Linked DNA regions of Homo sapiens: region 2 is linked to region 1. Evidence: chromatin contacts called from ENCODE Hi-C or POLR2A ChIA-PET data. All regions are on one chromosome and are shown on one strand. The core of a region is the stretch at or near the end of the contact, and the rest is flanking DNA. Distances in the headings are between cores, read along the strand shown. Region 1 holds the start of REXO1 (RNA exonuclease 1 homolog). Region 2 holds the start of PWWP3A (PWWP domain containing 3A, DNA repair factor).

Region 1 (4,958 bases), core at 101-2,600:
CCCAGGTTCAAGTGATTCTCCTGCTTCAGCCTCCCAAGTAGTTGGGACTACAGGCGCCCGCCACCACGCCCAGCTAATTTTTGTATTTTTAATAGAGGTGGGGTTTCGCCATCTTGGCCAGGCTGGTCTCAAACTCCTGACCTCGGTTGATCTTCCCTCCTCGGCCTCCCAAAGAGCTGGGATTACAGGCGTGAGCCATCGCGCCCAGCTAATTTTTGTATTTTTAGTAGGACAGGGTTTTGCCATATTGGCCAAGCTGGTCTTGAAATCCTGGGCTCAAGTGATCCACCCGCCTCAGCCTCCCAGAGTGTTGGGATTACAGACATGAGCCACTGTGCCCGACCTAAGACTTTGCTTTCTATTCTTTTTGGGTGTATACCCAGGAATAGAGTTGCTCATAGGGTAATTCTGTTTAACTTTTTCCATCTCTACACAAAATACAAAAAATTAGCCAGGCATGATGGTGCACACCTGTGGTTTTAGCTACTCGGGAGGCTGAGGTGGGAGAATCACCTGAGCCAGGGAAGTCGAGGCTGCAGTGAGCCGTGATCGCACCACTGCTCTCCAGCCTGGGTGACAGAGCAAGACCCTGTCTCTTAAAAACAAACTTTTTGGGTTTTTTGTTTTACATAGCAGTGGCACTATTTTACAATCCCACCAAAATGCACCAGGTTAAACTTCCCATTAAGACGTGGGCCTACTCCACCAGACTACAGAGTTGCCCCATCCCAGCCTTGTTCCTCGTTTGTCTGTTAAAATGCACCCTCTAGCTGGTATACAGTAGGCGCTCAATATTTGTTGAACAAATGAGTGAACGTGGACCTGGTCATTAGACTGATGACAAGAGTCGAGGTTGGGGAGATTAAGGCGTTTCTTGAGAGCCAGCTGTATACCAGGGCGAGGGGATTTTTAAAGACTGTGAACGGAGTAATTCAACCATGAGTTTCACCTGGCCCAGGTTTAAGGCCACCTCCCCGCAGAACTCTCCTCGTCCAGCAGAGGGCGCCTTAAGGTGATATGCTAACGAAAGGAAATAATATGCAAATGAGTAATAGCGGGCCCCGCGGGGCTTTTTTGGTCAGGCGCGCCGTGGACAGCCCTGGCGCCGCAGGGGCCTGGGGCTCAAGATGGCGCCGCTACAGCCGCCGAAGGTCGGGCGGCGGCGCTGGCGAGGCTCCCGGAGACCGCAGGCAGGGCAGCCCCTGCCCTCCTTACTTCCTCCCGCGGCCGTCTGTCCCGGCCCAGGGGTCCGTCACCAGCCTTGGTCGCGCAGGAGCAGGCGTTTCTGAGCAGGCGCGCTGCGGGCAGCCCCTCCCGGGGTCCCTTGCGGCGGCGTCCCGAGGGCCTCCGGGGGCCTCGGAGCAAGATGGCGGCGGCGGGGTCCGTGAGGCGCGGGCGGCGGCGACCGCGGCGCCAGTGAGGGGGCCCTGGGGCCCGGGCGGCTCCGGGCCGGGGCCCCGCCGCGGGACGGACCATGCTACGCTCCACTGGCTTCTTCCGGGCCATTGACTGCCCCTATTGGTCTGGGGCGCCCGGGGGGCCCTGCCGGCGGCCCTACTGCCACTTCCGGCACCGCGGGGCCCGGGGCTCCGGCGCGCCCGGTGACGGCGGAGAGGCGCCCCCCGCAGCAGGTAATGCCCGCCCGCCTGCTTGCCTTGGGCTCGGCTCCCCTGCCCGGGTCTGGACCCCACCCCGGTCCCGCCCGGGGTCCCCGTTCTCGGCCCAGCCTCCTCCCCACACGTTCGCGGGCGACGGTTTTCCCAGTCGGGACCGGAACCACCCACCCTGGGACCCGGTGCAAAGCACTAGATGTCCCTAAGCCTTCGTCTTCACGAGTGTGAAATGTCAACTAGGAGGACGCGTCCTGCCAGGGCTGTCTAGAGGGCGGAGTGCGAGCGCATGTTGAGTACCGGGCACCGGGCCTGACACAAGGGGGCTCGGGAGACGGGCGCGGCCGGCGCTAGGCAGGTCCTGGACTCCTCCTGCCCCTGATTGGCGCCCGCCGCTTCCCGGACCCCATGTGCTTGTGGCCGCCCTTGTTTATTTCCATGACGTTTCCTCCGGCCGCGCCTCTGGCAGCGGCCACCTCAGTCTCCAGTCGTTGAGTTAGGATGGTCCGAGGATCGTCTCTTGTGTTTGTCGAGCCCTGTGTCCAGCATGACTGGCAGGGAGGAAGTCAAAGCTTACTCGAGTGGGCTCCGAGGAATTCCATGCTTTTGGTCGGGCAGAGGACGTTGGTGGACTCCACCTCACAGCGTCATGGTGGTTTTCATCGTCATGGCAGCGTTTCTTGGAGGAGATGTGGGATTTGGATTGGAGAAAAAGAGGGACATCGCAAGGAAAGTCGTGGAGGGAGGGTTATCGAGTGTGATGTCATTCAGACTCCCCTGTTACCTCTGTCCCTTGATAGTGGCTCTCTGCTTCACCCAGCCCCTGACTTCCTTCGTCCCAGATTTCCTCATTGGGCGTGAGTTTCAAGCACTGTTTTTACTTTAACCATGAAACAGTCTCAGCTCAGAACCTTTTCCTGCAAAAGAGAAACATCTTCTCTAGGATTTAAGAATAGGTTTATTTTCCTGTTTTGCCAGAAAAGGTAGCATTTTTTTCTGATTTCCCTGATAAGTGTGCTTGGGACACCTGCACCTGTGGGCGGTTGTTTGCAGGTGGACAGATGCAAGCAATCACTTGTCAGCTCCCCACAGCCCAGCGTCTTCGCTGTGTTTGAGGCGGGGGATTCAGAGCTGCGTACGATGCCGGCTGTGCTCTCAGGGACCTGCCGACAGCTGTGCCTACAGATCCCGTAGCATAGGTCGTGATGTCCTGGGAGCACGCAGCCGGCTTTGGCGGGGGCTGGGAGTTGGTGAAGAAGGCAACGCGTGGGAGAGGCTTCTCGGAGGCTGTGACACCAGACTCACGATGCTCATTTTAACCCTATTTTTAGAGACAGGGTCTCACTCTATAGTCCAGGCTGGAGTGCAGTGGTGCGATCACAGCTCTTTGAGGCCTCGACCTCCTGGGCTCAAGGGATCCTCCTGCCTGAACCTCCTGAGTAGCTGGGACTATGGGCGGCGGGTGCCACCAAGCCTGGCTAACTTTGTATGTTTTCGTGGAGATAGGGTCTCGCTATGTTGTCCAGGCTTGTCTCAAAACTCCTGGCCTCGAGCCGACCTCCTGCTTCGGCCTCCCAAAGTGCTGGGGTTACAGGTGTGAGCTACTGCACCCGGCGCAAGTCAGGCTTATGATATCTGTCTGCATCCCAAATGGCTCATTTGTTTCCCAAAGGCTTATTTTTGAGGGTCCCTTTGGTGATGTCGTCTTCCTGTCTGCCCCCCGTTCCTATGGGAAAAAGGCAGCTGCCTGCCTCTTACCATGGCGTGTCTGCATTTCCCTTTTGCTGGTGAGAATGAACTCCTTTTCCCATCTCTGGTGGGGTGGTAGGGCTTCTTGTTACTGTCTGGTAGAAGACTGCCTCCCCCCGCAGAAGGCAGGATCCATCTTCCTTGCGGTGAGGTTTCTCTGACCCTCTGTTTCCGCCTCCGTGACATGTTCATCAGGCTGCCCTCTGAGGACAGGGGGGGATGCATGTCCCATGTCCACACCTCCAGATTTACACACACCCAGTTTCCTATGAGATTTGAAGAGGCTGGCGTGATCTAGCCTTTGCCATGTCTTCTCAAGGGGATTTTAGGGTGCACAGGGCAGCGGCCTCCAGAGAGGAGATAGACAGGAACGCTGGCCTCCCAGGATTGAGAGTGGACAGAGGTTCAGGTGAAAAGCCCTCAGCTAGCCCTGGAGCACCTGTGGGGCCATGCTCTGTGCTGGACACGCGCTGCATGGTGACCCTGTGAGCTATTTGCTGCCGGTGGGGAAACGGAGGCTTATCGAGGAACGTGTTTTGCCCATACTACCACCTGGCCAGGGCAGGGCTGGAGCCTCCAGGGCCTCTGGGAGAAGGAGAGGGCATCTGATGAGGGCACCAAGGCAGGCAGGGTTGGGAGGCTTGGCGGAGCTGCGACGGGAACAGGAAGGTGGCTGGTGCTCCTGGGCCCTGGGTCACAGGCTCAGCGGGTCATTGGCGACCTTGAGCAGCACTGCTGAAGGACTCAGGTTTCCTTCTGGGCTCTTATCCCTGGACCTGCTCAGCCATTTTATTTAATGAATTAATTTTTGAGACAGGGTCTCACTTTATCACCCAGGCTGGAGTGCAGTGGTGCGATCACAGCTTACTGCAGCCTCGACCTCCTGGACTCAAGGGATCCACCTGGCTCAGCCTCCTGACTAGCTGAGACCACAGGCATGTGACATCACACCTCGCTAATGTTTAAAATTTTTGCCGAGACGGGGTCTCACTTTGTTGCCCATGCTGGTCTTGAGCTCCTGGACTCAAGCGATCCTCTCTCCTCAGCCTCCTGAAGTGCTGGGATGACAGGCGTGAAGCACCGCGCTGGGCTGCACAGCCATTTCAGAGCCGGCTGGACCTGCCCAGGGTGGCTTGGAGGGATGGTCCAGCAGCCCTTACGGCGGGCACCGTGTAGCCCTGGGACGCAGGGATGTGCATCCCCGGCCTAGAGGGGCACGTTCTATCCCAGCCTTGTGAGTTGGGAATGAGCGTTACTATCCCCCCAGTGGCCGCTCTCTGCTGCCTGGGCCTTGGCTGCAGCCTGGTGGTAGGTGAGGGGCCTCGGTTGTCTATGTGGAGTGGGCAGGGCTAGATCCCACCTTCCTCCCATCTGACCTCAGAACCCAGGCCTCTGCCCACTGCCCCGCACTCCCTGTGGTGTCTCAGGGAGTCTGTGTCCTACTGAGAGGCAGGACACTGTCTTCCAGGAGAGGGAACCCTTCCGGGGAGGATTGCAGGAAAGTCCAGGGCTCTCCAGAGGTGCGGTGGGCCCCAGCTCAGGGCTTCACAGCTCCGGCAGGAACGTGCTCCCAGATGATGCTTCTCCTGAGGGAGGCAG
Region 2 (5,270 bases), core at 1,134-3,633, 490 kb after region 1:
TCAGTGTTTGTACCAATCTCTCCATAGATCTCACAGAATGCCTCGTTTGGATCTTCAGCTTCCAAACTGACATAAAATCAAACTAGTTGCTTTCTCATGAGGTTATTATGAGCATTAATGAATTACACAAATGGTGAATAAGCCCATTAAGAGTGGGCTGGGCTTCAACTGTTTTGGGGGAGTAGGGGATTGAAGTATCAGAAATCTACACGGGAAAAAACAGTATTAAAACAACACAACACTTAACTTTTCCTCTAGAGAGAGGATTTGCACAGCTAGAAAATATTCCTTTCTTCTCTTATTTTTTGTTGAAGTCGCGGTTCGGGCCAAAACCTACATTTAAAACAAAAGAAAATCCTTGTTATTACAACAGCTGACAGTGAGAAACAGTGGCAAACTTTAGCACAAATGCAGCAGGTAATCCTGAAGGCCTATAACCATGGGATTTCAGATATTTGGTCCAATCCCCATTGTTTCACAGATGGGGAAACTGAGGCATGAGAGGCCAGTGGCAGACAAAGACAAGGACCTGGGCTTTTGCATTGCAGCTGAGCACTGTCTACTGAATTGCTGGAAAGCATTCCCTGAACACGACCATAATTTACTATCACAGGGCTGCTTGCCAGATCTTTCCTTGAGTTACAGCCTTACATGCCTTTTTACAGCTGATTCTTTTTTTTTTTTTAGTGTGAAAAAAAAAAGACATTTCTGGAAGTGTAACCTTGGAAGCACTAGACCAAAACCCCATTAAATGGGGAACGAGAATCAGTGCCAACCGTGTTCTGGCTCAATTATTTCACTGAAGCAAATCCTAGGTATCTCCTGATCAAGATTTTACTTGTCACCCGAAAGTCATTTCTAAGTCCTGAAGTTACAGAATAATGGCTGTCACCTTCGCAGGCCATAATCGCTTTTCCCATCGGCAGAGGACATACTTGGCATCCGCCATCATTTACACTCATGTGGCAAGTGGCAATGATTTGGCACAACGTACTCCCAGGTCTCACGCCAATGTGTCCTGGAACGAAATTTGCACGGTGGTTTATACAACTGTTTGCTGGCGATGTTAACGCAGACACAGCCCTCAGGGGCAAAGGTTAGCTCGACTTAGCCTCAAGTAGATGGTTTAATTCCACAATCTTGCATTGAGATGCTCAATGCCAAAAAGCAGACTGACAAACAGAAACGACGGGGCTCGGTATCCAGGGAGGCGCCTGCATTTTTTCATAAATAAAATACAGCACAGTCCCTCCCAAAGGTTCTATCTAGATCAGTTTTAAAAGGCTCCTGAATAAATCATCTCCGTGCGGAAGACCTGCCTCCGACCTCGGCAGGAGAGGCATTTTACACAATCAAAGCTCACAACCCTCCCCAATTTGGGGAGTTAACAGTTGACCACAGCACACACACAAAAATAAGAGCGGAAAAACGACTGCTCTTTTGGCTGCCATGTCCCTGAAAGAACGGGGACAGCTGCAGACCGTTCACAGCATCAATGGGAAGGACTGGCTTGGCTGTTGACAGAAATGAAAAGGAGGTTTGGGGGTGGGGGTGGAATTTAGCAACAACGGAGGGGGGCGTCCCCGCAGCAGGGAAGAGGAGGTTCCCAGCAGAGGTAGGGGTGGCGTTTCCAGCAAGAGAGGGGATCACAGCAGCAGCAGAAGTAGGGGTCCAGGCAGCAGGGACAAGATTTCATGGCGGAGGAAGGGTTGCGGCTTGCAGGAACGGGGGATTCAGGCAACAGAGAAGGGGGTCACAGCAGAAGCGGGGGGGCTCAGGGAGCAAGAACGAGGGCTCACGGAGGAGGTGGAGCGGAGGGTCCAGGTGGCAGGGATGGGGGATTTCACGGTTGGGGGTGGGGAATCCAGGGAAGCAGATGGGGGTCCAGGCAAGAGATGGGGTTCACGGCAGACGTGAGGGGGATCCAGGGAAGGAGATAGGGGTCCAGGCAGCAAGGATGGGGGAGCGGGTCCAAGCAAGAGATGGGGTCCGGGCGGCAGGGACGGGAAAAGGAGTCCAGGCAAAGTGAGGGGCCCACGGCGCCAGGGGCGGAAAAGGGGGTCCGGGCAGAGTGGGGGACCCACGGCGGTAGGGACCGGGCGCTCCCGGAGGAGTCTCTAGGCCGGGGCCCCCCCTCCCCCCAGGCCCGGCCTCCTCGCCTCAGCCCCGCCCGGCGGAACCGAGGGGACGCATCCCGCGGGCTCACCGGGCCCCCGGCTTTCCCCAGCGCGGCGCCCCAAGCCCGGGCAAGGAGGCCGCAGCGGCCGCAACAGCGGAGGACCCGCCCGCCAACCGCTGCCGTCCGCGCCGCCCGCGCTCACCGCCTCCGCCACCGCCGCCGCCGCCGCCGCCGCCGCTCCCCGCGGGGCCGGGGGCGGGGCTTGCCTCGCGGCGGCGCCAAGCTCCGCCCCCTTCCGCCCGCTGCCCAATGGGACGCGCGCGCTCCCAAGGAGCGCCGGCCTCGCCCTCTCCGGCGTCCACGGCCGCGCGCCGGCCCCGCCCCTTCCGCCGCGCGTCTACCCCTTTTTCCCGGGAGTGCTGCCTGAGGAGACCGGTTGGCGGGGCATGTGTGGCCGCTCCCGGGCGCCGCCCTCCCGCGCTCCCGGCCCTTTGTCCTGCAGTCAGACCCCGGACACCGCCCTCGCGGGTCTCGGTGGGAAAACAGGCTCCCCCGCCCGCGGCGATCCCTGAGAGAACCTTCCAGAACTTTCGAGAATCTTCCAGGTCCTACGGCACCTCCCAGCCCGGGAGCTGCGCGCCACGGACCCAATTCCAGCAGATCCCAACCGATCCCAAAGCCAGGCATCCCCGCAAAGGCGTCATAAGCTTCTGAACTAGAGCAGGACCCACCTTGGGAGGGTCCCAAGACCCCGGGGGGCACCGGAAACAGCCGCGGGTGGCGGGAGCCCCGGAGCGGTCGCTCCATCAGTGTCAGGCCTTTCCCTGAGCGGTTTTTGATTTTTTTTCAGACGGAGTCTCGCTCTGTCACCCAGGCTGGAGTGCAGTGGCGCGAGCTCAGCTCACTGCAGCCTCCTCCTGCTGGGATTACAGGTGCGCGCCACCCCACCCGGCTAATTTTTGTATTTTTAGTAGAGAATACTAAATGTTGATCAGGCTGCTCTCAAGCTCCTGACCTCAGGTGATCGGCCTGCCTCGGCCTCCCAAAGTATTGGGATTACAGGCCTGAGCCACCTCGCCAGCCCCCACAGTTCTTTAAAAGCAAAGGAGGCCGAATTGGCAGATCCTTTAAGCCCAAGGATTGGAGACCAGCCTGGGCAACATGGCGAGACCCCATCTCTATAAAAAAGATACAGGCTCACTCCTGTAATCCCAGCAGGAGGCCGAGGCGGGCAGATCACATGAGGTCAGGAGATCGAGACCAGCATTGCCAACATGGTGAAACCCCGTCTTTACTACAAATAGAAAAATTAGCCGGGCGTGGTGGCGATGCCTGTAATCCCAACTATTCAGGAGGCTGAGGCAGGAGAATCGCTTGAACCCGGGAGGCGGAACTTGCAGTAAGGGGAGATCGCGCCACTGCACTCCAGCCTGGGCAACAGAGTGGGACTTCGTCTCAAAAAAGGAAAAAATTAAAAGACTTACAGCAGCATTCGTCACGCACTGGCCCCGACTCTTCAAGGGGAAGGGGCGACAGCAAAGCCGGCTCTAACTTCTTTTTCCTTCTCACATTTGCGGGAATAGAAGGTTTGTGTCTTCGGTCGATCCCAGCAACCTCAGCGACTGATTTTTTTTCCTTTATCAAGTTGAGAATGTTCACCTTTCACTTGTTTTTTATTTTTATTTACATTTTTGAGTCGAAGTTTGGCTCTGTGGCCCAGGCTGGAGTGCAGCGGCCCAGTCATAGCTCACTGCAGCCTCAACCTCCCAGGCTCAAATGATCCTTCCACCTTAGCCTCCGGAGTAGCTGGGACCACAGTGCGCACCACCATGGCTGGCTAAGATTTTTATTTTTTGTAGAGAGAGGGTCTTGCTATGCTGGCCAGGCTGGTTTCGACCTTTTGGGCTCAAGTGATCCTCCCACCTCGGCTCCCCAAAGTGCTGGGATCACAGGTAGGATCCACCTTGCTCAGCCGTCTCAGTTTGTCTATAAAATGGGGGTGGTGGTCTGTGGGTGGTTGGCAAGAACTATGTCTCTGATATCCTCTCACGTTAAATCTGAGCTGGCGGTGGCTCAGGCCTGTAATCCCAGCACTTTGGGAGGTCAAGGCAGACATATCGCCTGAGGTCAGGAGTTCGAGACCAGCCTGGCCAATATAGAGAAACCCCCATCGCTACTAAAAATACAAAAATTGGCTGAGCGTGGTAGTGTGCACCTGTAATCCCAGCTATTTGGGAGGCTGAGGCAAGAAAATCTCTTGAACCCAGGAGGCGGAGGTTGCAGTGAGCTGAGATCGCGTCAGTGTACTCCAATGTGGGTGACAGAGCAAGACTGACTCTGTCTCAAAAAGAAAAAAGAAAAAATCCTGGGCTGGCGTGTGACCTGCTTCAGCCCAGGGAATACAGCAGAAGGGGTGCTGTGCCAGATCCAAGCCTCTGCCTCAGGAGGAGTGGGGCCCAGTGCGGTGGCTCCCGCCTGTGCTTTGGGAGGTGCTTTGGGAGGCTGAGATGGGAGGATCACATGAGCCCAGGAGTTGGAGACAGGCCTGGGCAACATAGTGAGACCCTGCCTGTACAAAAACAAAAAAGAATTAGCCAGGCATGGTGATGCACACCTGTAGTCCCAGCTACCCAGGAGGCTGAGGCAGGAGGATTGCGTGAGTCTGGGAGGTCGAGGCTGCAGTGAACCGTGATTGCACCACTGCACTCCACATGACAAAGCAAGACCCTGTCTCAAAAACAAAACAAAACAAAACACAGCGTGGCAACAGCTCACGCCTGTAATCCCAACACTTTGGGAGGCCAAGATGGGAGGATTCCTTGAGCCCAGGAGTTCAAAGCTCCTATGAGCTCAAATGAGGTATATTTTTTTAATTTGTTTTAGAGACAGAGTCTTGCTCTTGTTGCCCAGGCTGGAGTGCACTGGTGCAATCTCGGCTCGCTGCAACCTATACCTCCCAGGTTCAAGCCATTCTCCTGCCTCAGCCTCCCCAGTAGCTGGGATTACAGGCACACGCCACCACACCCGCCTACTTTTTGTATTTTTAGTAGAGACGGTTTCACCATGTTGGCCAGGCTGGTCTCGAACTCCTGACCTCATAATCCACCCACCTCGACCTCCCAAAAACGCTAGGATGACAGGCGTGAGCCAC

Evidence for each region. Hi-C counts contacts between places; a loop is a spot of excess contacts on that map. ChIA-PET counts read pairs that join two places held with the same protein, here RNA polymerase II (POLR2A). Pooled maps may share reads with other maps.
Region 2: a pooled map shows a loop between it and region 1 (4-fold over the local background). The contact joins the promoter of PWWP3A here to the promoter of REXO1 in region 1. A Hi-C loop is called at or near these places in 4 of 50 pooled maps. POLR2A ChIA-PET finds 5 or more read pairs at or near these places in 2 of 52 experiments (H1 and WTC11).

Annotation. Positions count from the first base shown.
Region 1 is chr19:1,844,875-1,849,832 of GRCh38, reverse strand. REXO1 (RNA exonuclease 1 homolog) reads left to right here and starts at 1,350. Exons shown (of 16, transcript NM_020695.4): 1 at 1,350-1,631. The coding sequence starts at 1,475. RefSeq lists enhancers at 883-962, 983-1,132 and a silencer at 1,153-1,622.
Region 2 is chr19:1,352,072-1,357,341 of GRCh38, reverse strand. It overlaps PWWP3A (PWWP domain containing 3A, DNA repair factor), which reads right to left and starts at 2,383. Exons shown (of 14, transcript NM_001369789.1): 1 at 2,207-2,383; 2 at 893-1,018; 3 at 248-333. The coding sequence starts at 949. RefSeq lists silencers at 2,175-2,244, 2,305-2,594, 2,479-2,639, 2,625-2,724 and an enhancer at 1,697-2,582.